Regions from separate parts of the Homo sapiens genome. Here region 2 is linked to region 1. Evidence: chromatin contacts called from ENCODE Hi-C or POLR2A ChIA-PET data. All regions are on one chromosome and are shown on one strand. The core of a region is the stretch at or near the end of the contact, and the rest is flanking DNA. Distances in the headings are between cores, read along the strand shown. Region 1 overlaps UPK1B (uroplakin 1B). Region 2 holds the start of TMEM39A (transmembrane protein 39A).

Region 1 (5,824 bases), core at 752-3,251:
AGTGAGCTGAGATCGTACCTATTGCACTCCATCCTGGATGAAAGAGCCAGACTCTGTCTCAAAACAAACAAAAAAGCGTGGGGACTTCTGGGGACAGACAAGGTGCCTGTTATATATTTACTCAGTCTTTGCCCTGAATGGTCTCAGCTTGAGACCATTTCAAACTGGAGAGAAGCAAGCCAGCCAATAGAATGGGGTGATTTACAGGGATTTCTGTTTACTGTCAAAATATTTCTCATCTGCACTATGTTTCCATTTGTGGTCCTGAAGGAAATTCTTATAACTCAACATTTGTCTGGTCTTATAAGTAAAGACAGCTTTAAAATCTGTTCACTTTCATTTTTACCAATGTCATATATGAGTCTAACAAAATGGGTTTTCCAACAGAAAAGCCTAAAGCATGGGAATTAAAGTGGAGGAGGTAGAAACTGCAGACACAGGGTGTGGCTTCCTGCTGGATGCTGGCAAACGCTGCCTTACAGTTAAACGGTGGGAACTTCTACGCTCACTTTTACTTTTTGCTCCTGCTACACTTACCCCAGAAGCAGTGATGAGACTAATGCTCTTCAAATCATTTACCTCATGCAATTGAAAGCAGTGGAAACCTCGCCCATGCTAACTGCAGAACTGTGTGTCCTTCATGAAGAAAACACTTTGGCGTCCTGCTCCCAGCTGACTCAGACGCAGGCAGCACCCCCATCCCATGCCCCCACCGGGTACCTGTGAGTGAGGCTGAGCGTGGGGGTAGGGGAAAGACAAGGAGGATTGGAGGGGACTTGCCTTGGTTGTAAAGCTGGCGCAGGAGCCCGATCCCTGATTCCCAGGAGAGGGAACCAAATGTCCATGTCCTGACAGCACAGCCAGTTCACCTCTCCTTGGCCTGCCTTGTCTCTCCTGAATGAAGATCATGGGATATCGAGATAAATGACACCTGTGCTTGGCTGAGAAGGTTCTCTCTGTGGTCCTTTAGAAGACAGGAGGACAGGGAAGGAGCTTCCTCTGGGCAAAGCTTTGAAACAGCCGTGCTCTCATTTTCCTCCGCACACTCTCTCCTGTGTGTTCTGGTGCCTTTTGCCTCCACCACTCACTGGGCTTTCCAGTGCCCTCACCTCCCGACTGCCTGAGCAATTCCTGCCCCAAACCCACTCCTACTTCCCTTCCAGGGCTTCATGCTCCAAAATTCTCTCTACATACAAAATTCCCCGCCTCCCTCCCCCCCCCCCTTTTTTTTTTTTTTTTTGAGACAGAGTTTAACTCTTGTTGCCCAGGCTGGAGTGCAATGGCACGATCTCGGCTCACTGCAACCTCCACCTCCCAGGTTCAAGCGATTCTCCTGCCTCAGCCACCCAAGTAGCAAAATTCCCTTCTTATGATTAGATCTCGGCTAGGTTAGGGGAAGGCCTTTTTGGAAACCAATTCATACTAAGGAGTGGGTGACAACTCAACTCCACTCTCTCAATCTCTATGACGTTTTCTTGATAACTGAGGTTGATCTCTAGTTGGTGGAATCCAGCACAGCAGTGGGAGCATGAAAGAGCCATTGCGGGACAAGATGGCCCACCTACTATTCCTTAAATCTTATCCCCTGACTTCCTTACCAAGCAATAACTAAAAGAGAAGGGGCCGTCAGTGAGCCACTGCCCCCTGCCCCCTCTCCAGCTAGTTTCCTTCCTGCAGCCTCAGCCTCCTTTATAGAAGGTGCAAAGTCCACTATAAATGGGGGCAGGCTCTGCTCCTTCCAAAACCAAATAAGGTCCTAAACACAGGCACCCACTATGTCCTGGGGCTCCAACACTTGAGGAGGACACACCTTTCAGCTAAGACAGAAACGAGGTCTGAGGATCACCCTGCAGAGAGTCTGGCCATTCAGGACTCCTGTGCTTCCCTCTACAGGGCTCTCCTGTTTTAACCTCAGGACAGTTTCTATTCTGCCCAGTTCCTGCTCCCATGTCCCTCCACCTTCCCTGGAGGCCCAGCCTTGCCCCTCTTCCTTCTGGCTCCAGGGACTGGAAGTGGCCCCAAGCCAATGCTCAGGCAGGCCCAGGCTCAGCCCCAGCCCCAGCCCCAGCAAACCAGGGAGGCAAAGGGGAACCAGGCGGCTTGGCTCTAGGGATCTGGCAGCTTGCTGAGTGTGAGACAGGCCCAGACACAACTATCTTGTGAAACTTCCCTCTTCAACACCTGCTTATCAGGTGGGCAAAGAATAATTACTAACACCAAAAATGTGTCAGGCTAATTTGGGTAAGTTTTACTTGATTGCAACGCCAGGCGGGTCATCATGCTCTCTTGGCTGGCCATTTCCATCCCTAGATTGCTCCACAGGCTCCTGGCAGGCAAACAGTCTGTCATTTAATTTTTAAAAGCCCATTGCTCCTACTTGTCAGCCTTGTAGCTTTTCTTTCTCTACATCAGCTGGAATAAACAGGAACTGCTTCTATTTTAAACAGAAGATCAGATATTTTCTGGCTACCCATAAAAGGAATACTAGTCATGTGAACTTGAAAATCTAACCTCCTCTCAATCTCACACCCCCACCCCAACCAATCTGACAACCTGTGTTGTGGTTGAGGAATTAGAAACTAAGCTGGTTTCTCATTTCTATTGATGGAACAATTTCCTTTCTCCTTCTGGGTCTAGTATTTCCTCTAGTGTCTCTTCCAGATCCTTCTCAGCCTGTATAAGTGAGACTGAATCAAAGAAGAACCCCAAAGAAGGGTAGCTATAGACTACTGAGTTTGCTATTGTATTATAAGGCTCAAGTGGCCAGATCCCGTAAAGGGATCCAGAAACATTGTAGAGAAAGGCAGCCTTGCCGAGAAACAGAGATCCCATACACTTCTCCAACCAACCCTTCCCCCAGCACACGCCCCCACTCCACATTGTTAAGACACAAATAGTCAAATCCTGGAGTTTGGAGAAATGGTACTGTCATGCCCTACTTTCTAGTGGTTTCTACCCTGAGTTCCTCTTGAAAAAGAACTACAGAGCAACAGATGCTGGTGAGGCACTCACAACTAGGCTCAACTATTCTCCTGTTAGACATAAACAATCTCACAGAATACCAGCCTCATAGGGTCACTCTGAGACCATGACAAAACGAGGCAAGCCAAGGCCACTGCATAATTTTGTCTATGCATAGACAAAAACAAGGTCACTGTGCCACCCACAAAAAACCAAACACCTGCTTTCTTGGCTAAAATTAGTGACTGCTATGTCTTCCCAATTACAGCTTTATTCTCTTGCTAGTCTCCCTCCCTACAAATAAAACTTATTGAAATAAACAACCATGGACTTGCCCCTGCTTTCTGATAATATCCAACAGAGCAAACCCTTTCTTGGACCCTCCCCAAATGACCCAACCAAAGCCCAAATGCTGTAATAATTCTAACTTCCTTCTACTGAGTTGCTTCATGGATCCCCCATGGTGTGTTCTCACTCACTGCAACGATTGCAACTAGTCACAATCCCAATTTTTTTCAAAATAGAGCTCTTGAATTTATTCCTCCAACTGAAATTTTGTACCCTTTGATCAACTCTAACCCAATTAATTTATCTGCAATGTGTTCCTGGGGGGTTTTGGCTGAAGAGCATTGACACTCTCCAAGTTAGTCTTCCAATCCTTATTTCCTCTAGGAAATAGGATGTATTTATTCCTTCCTGGTGTAGGTGTATTTATTTATCCATCACCATGAAGTGGTTAAGAACATGAACTCTGGAGTCAAAGTACTTGGCTCCAAATCCCAGCTCTTTGACAAGTCACTTAGCTTCTTGGAGCCTGCTTCAGAAAAACTGGTCTCTCCTCACACAGGACTGGGAGGATTCAGTAAGATACGTACAGTGTGCATCGGTCTATAAGAGATGCCAATCAGGAGGTTATATCAAGGAAACTGATACAGAGCAAGCACTTAGTTTATTATTATGTCCCACCCTTCACCAACCTCTGCTCCAAGCCCCCACATCTCTCTCTCATTCTCTCTCTCTCTCTCTCACACACACACACACACACACACACACTCACACTCCACACATGGGCACACAAGGTTTGATAATTTTATTTAAATCTTAACAATTATCAATGGAACAATGGAGGCTTTACCTGTACAGGTGTACTTCCTAGGGGTGGAACCTCTAAACCACTCCCTTGTGTATACTTTTAGAATGATCAGGCCCTCTCAGCAGGTATAAGATGGTTATGCATATACAAAAAAATCAACGAAGGTAGAAATAGCATAAAATATCGAAGGCACTAAGGATAGAGGGTTTTTTTTTTAAGTTATAGAATGTGATTGGTGAAAAAGAACTTATGAAATGTACCTGAATATGCTTCATCTTGCAGAACATGTTAATGGTTTTTGGTAGGGACTGCATATATGAATAGGATTGGGGAAAGTGAATTTCAAGTCTGGGAGAAAATGTCTTTTATCTCACTCAAGTCCATTCACAGAGCATTTTGGGGCTCCCAGGAAATCTATCCATTGGGGCTTGAGTGGAAGTGATGGGGGTAAGGGCAGAAAAATTACAGATGGAGTTGGGGACAAAGTTCTGAGAGCAGCTGAGAACAGGAATGCACTTTCCAGGGTCCAGACAATACTAACTCTCTGTAGGAATTAAGACAATGACACACATTCAGGAAAATTACCACAAAGAAGTAGAGAAGCCAAGAAGAAGGCAATATGATGTAATGGTCTTGAAAGTCAAAGGGCCCGAGTTTTGCTCAGAATCTGCCATTTGCTGCCTGTGAGACTCCTGGCAAGGCACCCTCCTGGCTGAGACCTCTACTTACTCAACTTACTCAACTGCCCTCTTACCTCAAGAGTCAGAAGCATCGGCCAGGCACATTGGCTCACGCCTGTAGTCCCAGTACTTTGGGAGGAAGAGGCAGGCGGATCACCTGAGGTCAGGAATTCAAGACCAGCCTGGCCAATATGGTGAAACTCCGTCTCTACTAAAAACACAAAAATTAGCCGGGCATGGTGAGGCATGCTTGTAGTCCCAGCTACTTGGGAGGCTGAGGCAGGAGAATCACTTGAACCCAGGAGGTGGAGGTTGCAGTGAGCCGAGATTGTGCCACTGCACTCCAGCCTGGGTGACAGAGTGAGACTCTGTCTCAAAAAAAAAAAAAAAAAAAAAAAGAGTAAGCGGCACCAATAAAGTGTGTGTAAAGATATCACAAACTGCAAAGCACTATAGAAATGAATGCCAGTATAGGTGAGGAAAAAAAATCAATGAAAACTTCAAAGTAACACACTCTTTGTGTTAGGTAGTTGTGATATCCAAATAGCCTGCCCCCACATAATCCTTAGCAATTATAGTAGGCATAGCTGTCTCTACAATATTTAAAACAGTAGGCCTCTTTGGCAACTATGAGAAAATGCACAGGGCAGGAACTGGAGGAAGCCAGTTCCTTTGAAGCCAAACCCCCTGCCCAGTGGGGAGGCAAGAGCAGGGAGGGAGGCAGCAGTGAGTGGGCAGGCGGCCTCATGCCCCGTGTCACCAGCCTTTGATGCCCCAGTGCAGGGAAAGTGTCACAATGGCAGTGTCAAGGTCTTAAAAAACTATCTTCCACCTCAAGAAGTTCCATAACAAGTCATTTAAGGGACTTTTAGATTATCTTGGTTGAAAGAATTACCTGAAGAAAAATAAAAGGCATCATTCAGTGGTTTCCAACAGTTAAAAAATTGCAGATGTCAAAAAAACACAAGAGAGTTTCTGCATGGTACTAGCTATACTCCATTTCCATTGAGTAAGAAATTGAGTTCTCAAATACAGATCTTCAAATTCCTTGCACACACCATTCTCTTCCATTGCCCTTCCCAACCATGAT
Region 2 (5,001 bases), core at 248-2,747, 260 kb after region 1:
CCAGGTTAATGGTTGTCAACCAGTTTCAACTCTGAACGACAACAAAAACATTTAAACATCAGTAGACTATTTTTAAAGTAGGCAACAAAACAACGACAAACACTGAGTAAGCAGGCCTTACAAAATAAGATTTTCAAACGAATGTTCCCAGTGTCTACTACTTACGTTATTCGAATTAAAGGACTACTCAGACTCTAATGGGTCAAAAGCCTAAGTTCTGATCTAAGCTCTGTTCAGCTTTAGGCAAGTGATGATTTGTGTCTTTTGTCAACTGATTTGTATCATCTGTAAGATATTATAATCAAATAGAAGTTTACAAGAAACATCACACCTTATACATTTCCAGCTCAATGTTTCACACTTAAACTACTTGAAATATAGAAGAATTGGCACTTTATAAAACATTAGGTTTTGTTATCAAGGGATATGGCTTGTGAGCTCAGATGGTCACATATTATCTGACCTTATCCGGATAAGTTAACTTCTGAGTGTGTTCTTCTGAGTGTGTTTCTTCAAGGGGGGGGGGCGGGGGGGGGGAGTGTCCCCTGTTCTGCAGAGGTTGTCAGGACTGAGGAAGTGGAATGAAAGGGTACCAGTAGTTCTTTTAACAGTTTAAAAGTAAAACTGTTCGAGTGGTATCTCTATATGTTAGGGTTAAAATATTGAAAGAAACTCTTCAAGGGGATGCCCGCTCCAGAAAAGCTGGTGTAAAATCATACAGAAATTACTGAAACTGCAAGATTAAGAAGCAAGTAAAAGATAAAGATCCTCACTGGAAAAAAAAAAAAAAGCTCTTTTCATCATTCTACGGCAAAAATCATGATTCTGTCAACATGGATACCAATGTTTCCTAAACAATACAACTAAAACCCAAGGATGACACTGGAAAAAACCCGTGTTTTCAAATGCTCCCTATTCCTAACAGCCTTCGGCTGTAAACTAACCCCAAGTCAAACAAAGCATTCAAACCGCTGGATGCAGGGGCTGCTGGTCCTTGCTCCATTAACAAGCAAAGGGAAAGAAAAGTGCAGGGAAAAAACTGGGACGGAAGAGGTGAGAGTATGCGGTGTGGTGGACTGCAGGAGACCACAAACTTCAACAGACTGGTCCCTAAGAGAAGTCGGCAGAAAGGTAGACAAAGCAGTCTCCGCCGCACACCCAAGAGGGCCGAGGCAGGTCCAGGACAGCCGGACCTTGGGGCAGCTCAGTAATACTCACGCATGGAAGAGTCCCAGCCGGTGGGGCGGGGTCCCTAGAAAGCGGCGACAACTTTACAGACTGGACCCCAGGTAAGGGAACTCCCTCCCAGCGTTGGAACGCTGCAAACCAGCTGCTTGGACGCAGGCAGCCCCCGCCTAGAGAATCAAGAAAAGGTGTCCAGGCTTCGGGCTGCCAGACTCAGACCCAGACTCCGACGCAGTTCCAGTGCCAGAGCTAAAGCTAGAGCCAGAGCCTGATACTTCAGCACCCATCCCTAGCCTCCATTACCGCGGAGCTGAGCAGACGTGGCAGCGCACGGCGATGACGTCAGCTACGCGACCGCGGTCTGCCCCAGCCGCGAGTGCGTCCCCGGAATCAGCCGGCACGACAACCCCTACCATTTGCACCTGCGCAGTGGGGCGCGCCTTCTCCTCTTAACTCGCGGTCCCGCCCCTTCCGGCCAGTGTTGGCCAAAGCATTTCCTCTTTCGGCCTCAGTCAGCTAGCGGCTGCTAGGTGCGGGCACCATGCTACTGATCCTTCTTGCTGTCTCTTGGACTCCATGTAGTAACCATGTACAAGTTATCACCGCCATTTTACAGATGAGTGTAGATTAGGAGGTGTCACCTAGGGTCACGTTACTGCTAAGTGAGGGAGCCCAAGTCATGAAGTCATGCGTCAGCATCCAACCCTGCGCTTATTGTTTGCTAAGAACTAGACAGATGCTGTGGTTACAAAGCGAATACCACAAAAGCTCAGAGTCTAGTGGAAGAGAGGCGACACTAAGAAAATACAGTAATTACCATTTGTTACAATATTAAAAGTGTGTCCAAGGTCCAGAGATAGCATGTAACACTAACGAATTCTGTGGGATGGTGGTGATGTCAATACCAAGAAAAGCTTTGCAGAGAGCTTGGGGTTTCAGCCAAGACTCCACAAAGGCATAGGGGCTTTGTGGGAGAATGGCAGTCCTCCTGGAGAAGTGGCAGATAAAAAGGTAAAGATCTGTGAGCAACGTCATCTTGAGTTCAGGAATTGACAATAGTTTGGTATTAGAAGAAGATAAGAGTGTCAAAAGGAGCATTTGTGTAATCTTTCACTCCAGAGATTTTAATCTCCTTAATAGAAAGTTGTTTGTATTGATTGAATGATTAACCTTTATTAAGAATTTTGTTGTGTCAGGCACTGGATTAGTAGCTTTACACATTTCATTTAAATCTCACATTTTGATAGCTTCTACTATGGTTATTATTTTACAGAAGAAACTGAAGTTAAGAGAAGTTAAGTAGCTTGTTGAAAATAGCCTGCCTGGCCAGGCAGGGTGGCTCATGACTGTAATTCCAACACTGGGAGGCCAAGGCAGGAGGATCACTTGAGCCCAAGAGTTTGAGACCACCCTGAGCAATATAGTGGAACCTTGTCTCTATGAAAAAAGTAAAAAAATAAATCGGGCATGGTGGCTCACACCTGTAGTCCCAGCTACTTGGGAGGCTGAGGTGGGAGGATCACTTGAGCCCTGGAGGTCAAGTTTGCAGTGAGCCGAGATTGTGCCACTGCACTCCAGCCTGGGCAACAGAGAGAGACCCTGTCTCAAAAATAATAATAATAATAATAGAAAAAAAAGAAAATAGCCTGGCTAATAAGAGCCAGAACCAGAATTTAGAGCCAGAATGACTGATATCGAAACCAGTAAAGTTGCTAATATTCCCAAATATTCCTAATGTCCTAATGTACCACAGAGCTGTCACTTAGGAATACACACAAGTCTCCAACTTAGGATGGTTTGACTCACAATTTTTCAACTTTATGATGGTGCAAAACCAACACTCATTCAGTAGAAACTGTACTTCCAGTACTCGTACAACCATTCTGGTTTTTTTTTCATTTTTAAATACAGTCATGTGTCCCATAATGATGTTTCAATGAAAGACCACATAAATGATGGTGAGCCCATGAGAGTATAATAAAACTGAAAAACTCCTATTGCCTAATGATGTAGCTGTCTTTATGTTGTAGTGCAATGTATCCTGGTGTACACAAACCTGCACTACCAGTTGTATAAAAGTATAGCACATACAATTATGTACAGTATAACATACTAAATAATGATAATAAATTACTTTGTTACTGGTTTATATATTTACTATACTATACATTTATTGTTATTTTAGATTGTACTCCTTCTACTTATTTTAAAAAAATGAAAGTTAACTGTAAAACAACCTCAGGCAGGTCTTTCAGAAGGTATTCCAGAAGAAGGCATTGTTATCCTAGGAGATGGCAGTTCCATGTGTGTTCTTGACCCTGAAGATCTTCCAGAGGGACAAGATGTGGAGGTGAAAGATGGTGATATTGATGATCCTGACCCTGCATAGGCCTGACCCAAACACACACGTGTGTGTTTGCATATTAGTTTTCAATAAAATAGTTTAAAAAGTAAAAAACAAAATAAAACATTTTAGAAATAGAAAAAAGCTTATAGAATAAAGATAGAAATAAAGAAAATAGGTCGGATGCAGTGGCTCATGCCTATAATCCCCACACTTTGGGAGGCCAGGAGTTTGACAGCAGCCTGGCCAACATGGCGAAACCCTGTCTCTACTAAAAATACAAAAATTAGCCAGGTGTTATGGTGTACACCTGTAATGCCAGCTACTCAGGAGGCTGAGGCACGAGAATTGCTTGAACCTGGGAGGCAGAGGTTGCAGTCAGCTGAGATAGCACCACTGCACTCTAGCCTGGGCAACAAAGCGAGACTGTCTCAAAAAAAAAAAAAGAAAAGAAAAGAAAGGAGGGAGGGAGGGAGGAAGGAAGGAAAAGAAAGAAAGAAAAAATATTTTTGTATGGCTGTACAATGTGCTTGTGTTTTAAGCTAAGTGTTATTACAAAGTCAAAAAGTTGAAAAAAAAAGGTTTGTACAGTAAAAAAGTTACAATAAGCTAATTTATTACTGAAGAAAGAAAAACGTGTTTATAAGTTTAGTATGGTCTAACTGTACAGTGTTTATAAAATCTATAGTAGCGTAATGTTCTAGGTGTTCACATTTACTCACCACTCACTGACTTATCCAGAGCAACTTTCAGTCCTGCAAGCTCCATTCATGGTAAGTGCCTTATACAGGTGTATCATTTTTACTCATTTACTGTACCTTTTCAATGTTTAGATACACCAATACTTACCATTGTGTTACAATTGCCTGTAATATTCAGTACAGTAACATGCTGAATAGGTTTGTAGCCTAGGAGCAATAGGCTATGCCAAATATCCTCAGTATGTAGTAGGCTATACTAGCTAGGTTTGTGTAAGTATAATCTATGATGTTCACACAACAAAATTGCCTGACACATTTCTCAAAACATATTCCCATTGTCAAACAACACATGACTGTACTGCACACCTTCCTGGAAGTAGAAAAATTTTTGACTAAAGTTTCATTTGGATTCCAGAAGAAATATGCTATAGTTTTGGATATACATTTTTTTTCCTGTCTGTTCACCCAAAGTGAGCCTCACTCATACAAAAACTGGGTGGTTCTGCCCTGGTGGAATATAGACCAAATGCCCATATGGGTGTAATATGTGACCGATACGGCCCATTCCTAGGTAATCAACATTATTTTCTCTTCCACCATTCCTTAACGTGCATCCTAAAGCCTCCACTACTGTCAAGCTAAATTTGATCCCCACCTTCTGCAAATTATGGCTCCCATATTTTTAGTGACTCCAGCACAATATTCCTTAACTGTAACGTTTCCTTTTCTTCAGTACAAAATATACCCCTCCTACCCCTTTCTCCAGATTTC

Evidence for each region. A loop is a pair of places that touch in the nucleus more often than their neighbours do. ChIA-PET counts read pairs that join two places held with the same protein, here RNA polymerase II (POLR2A). Pooled maps may share reads with other maps.
Region 2: a loop to region 1 is called in a pooled map, with 3 times the contacts of the local background. The contact joins the promoter of TMEM39A here to the enhancer-like site in region 1. A Hi-C loop is called at or near these places in 6 of 50 pooled maps. POLR2A ChIA-PET finds 5 or more read pairs at or near these places in 5 of 52 experiments (CD4-positive, alpha-beta T cell, Caco-2, HEK293 and 2 more).

The regions. Positions count from the first base shown.
Region 1 is chr3:119,204,815-119,210,638 of GRCh38, forward strand. It overlaps UPK1B (uroplakin 1B), which reads left to right. Exons shown (of 8, transcript NM_006952.4): 8 at 1-329. Among named protein-coding and RNA genes, the nearest start is that of B4GALT4-AS1, 19 kb to the right of the region's middle. RefSeq lists enhancers at 1,533-2,059, 2,060-2,584. Within about 2 kb of position 2,002, at least 2 of the 41 ENCODE cell types and tissues checked have a DNase peak (open chromatin) inside an H3K27ac peak, as active enhancers do.
Region 2 is chr3:119,462,118-119,467,118 of GRCh38, forward strand. It overlaps TMEM39A (transmembrane protein 39A), which reads right to left and starts at 1,498. Exons shown (of 9, transcript NM_018266.3): 1 at 1,219-1,498; 2 at 1-31. RefSeq lists enhancers at 1,169-1,658, 1,689-1,748.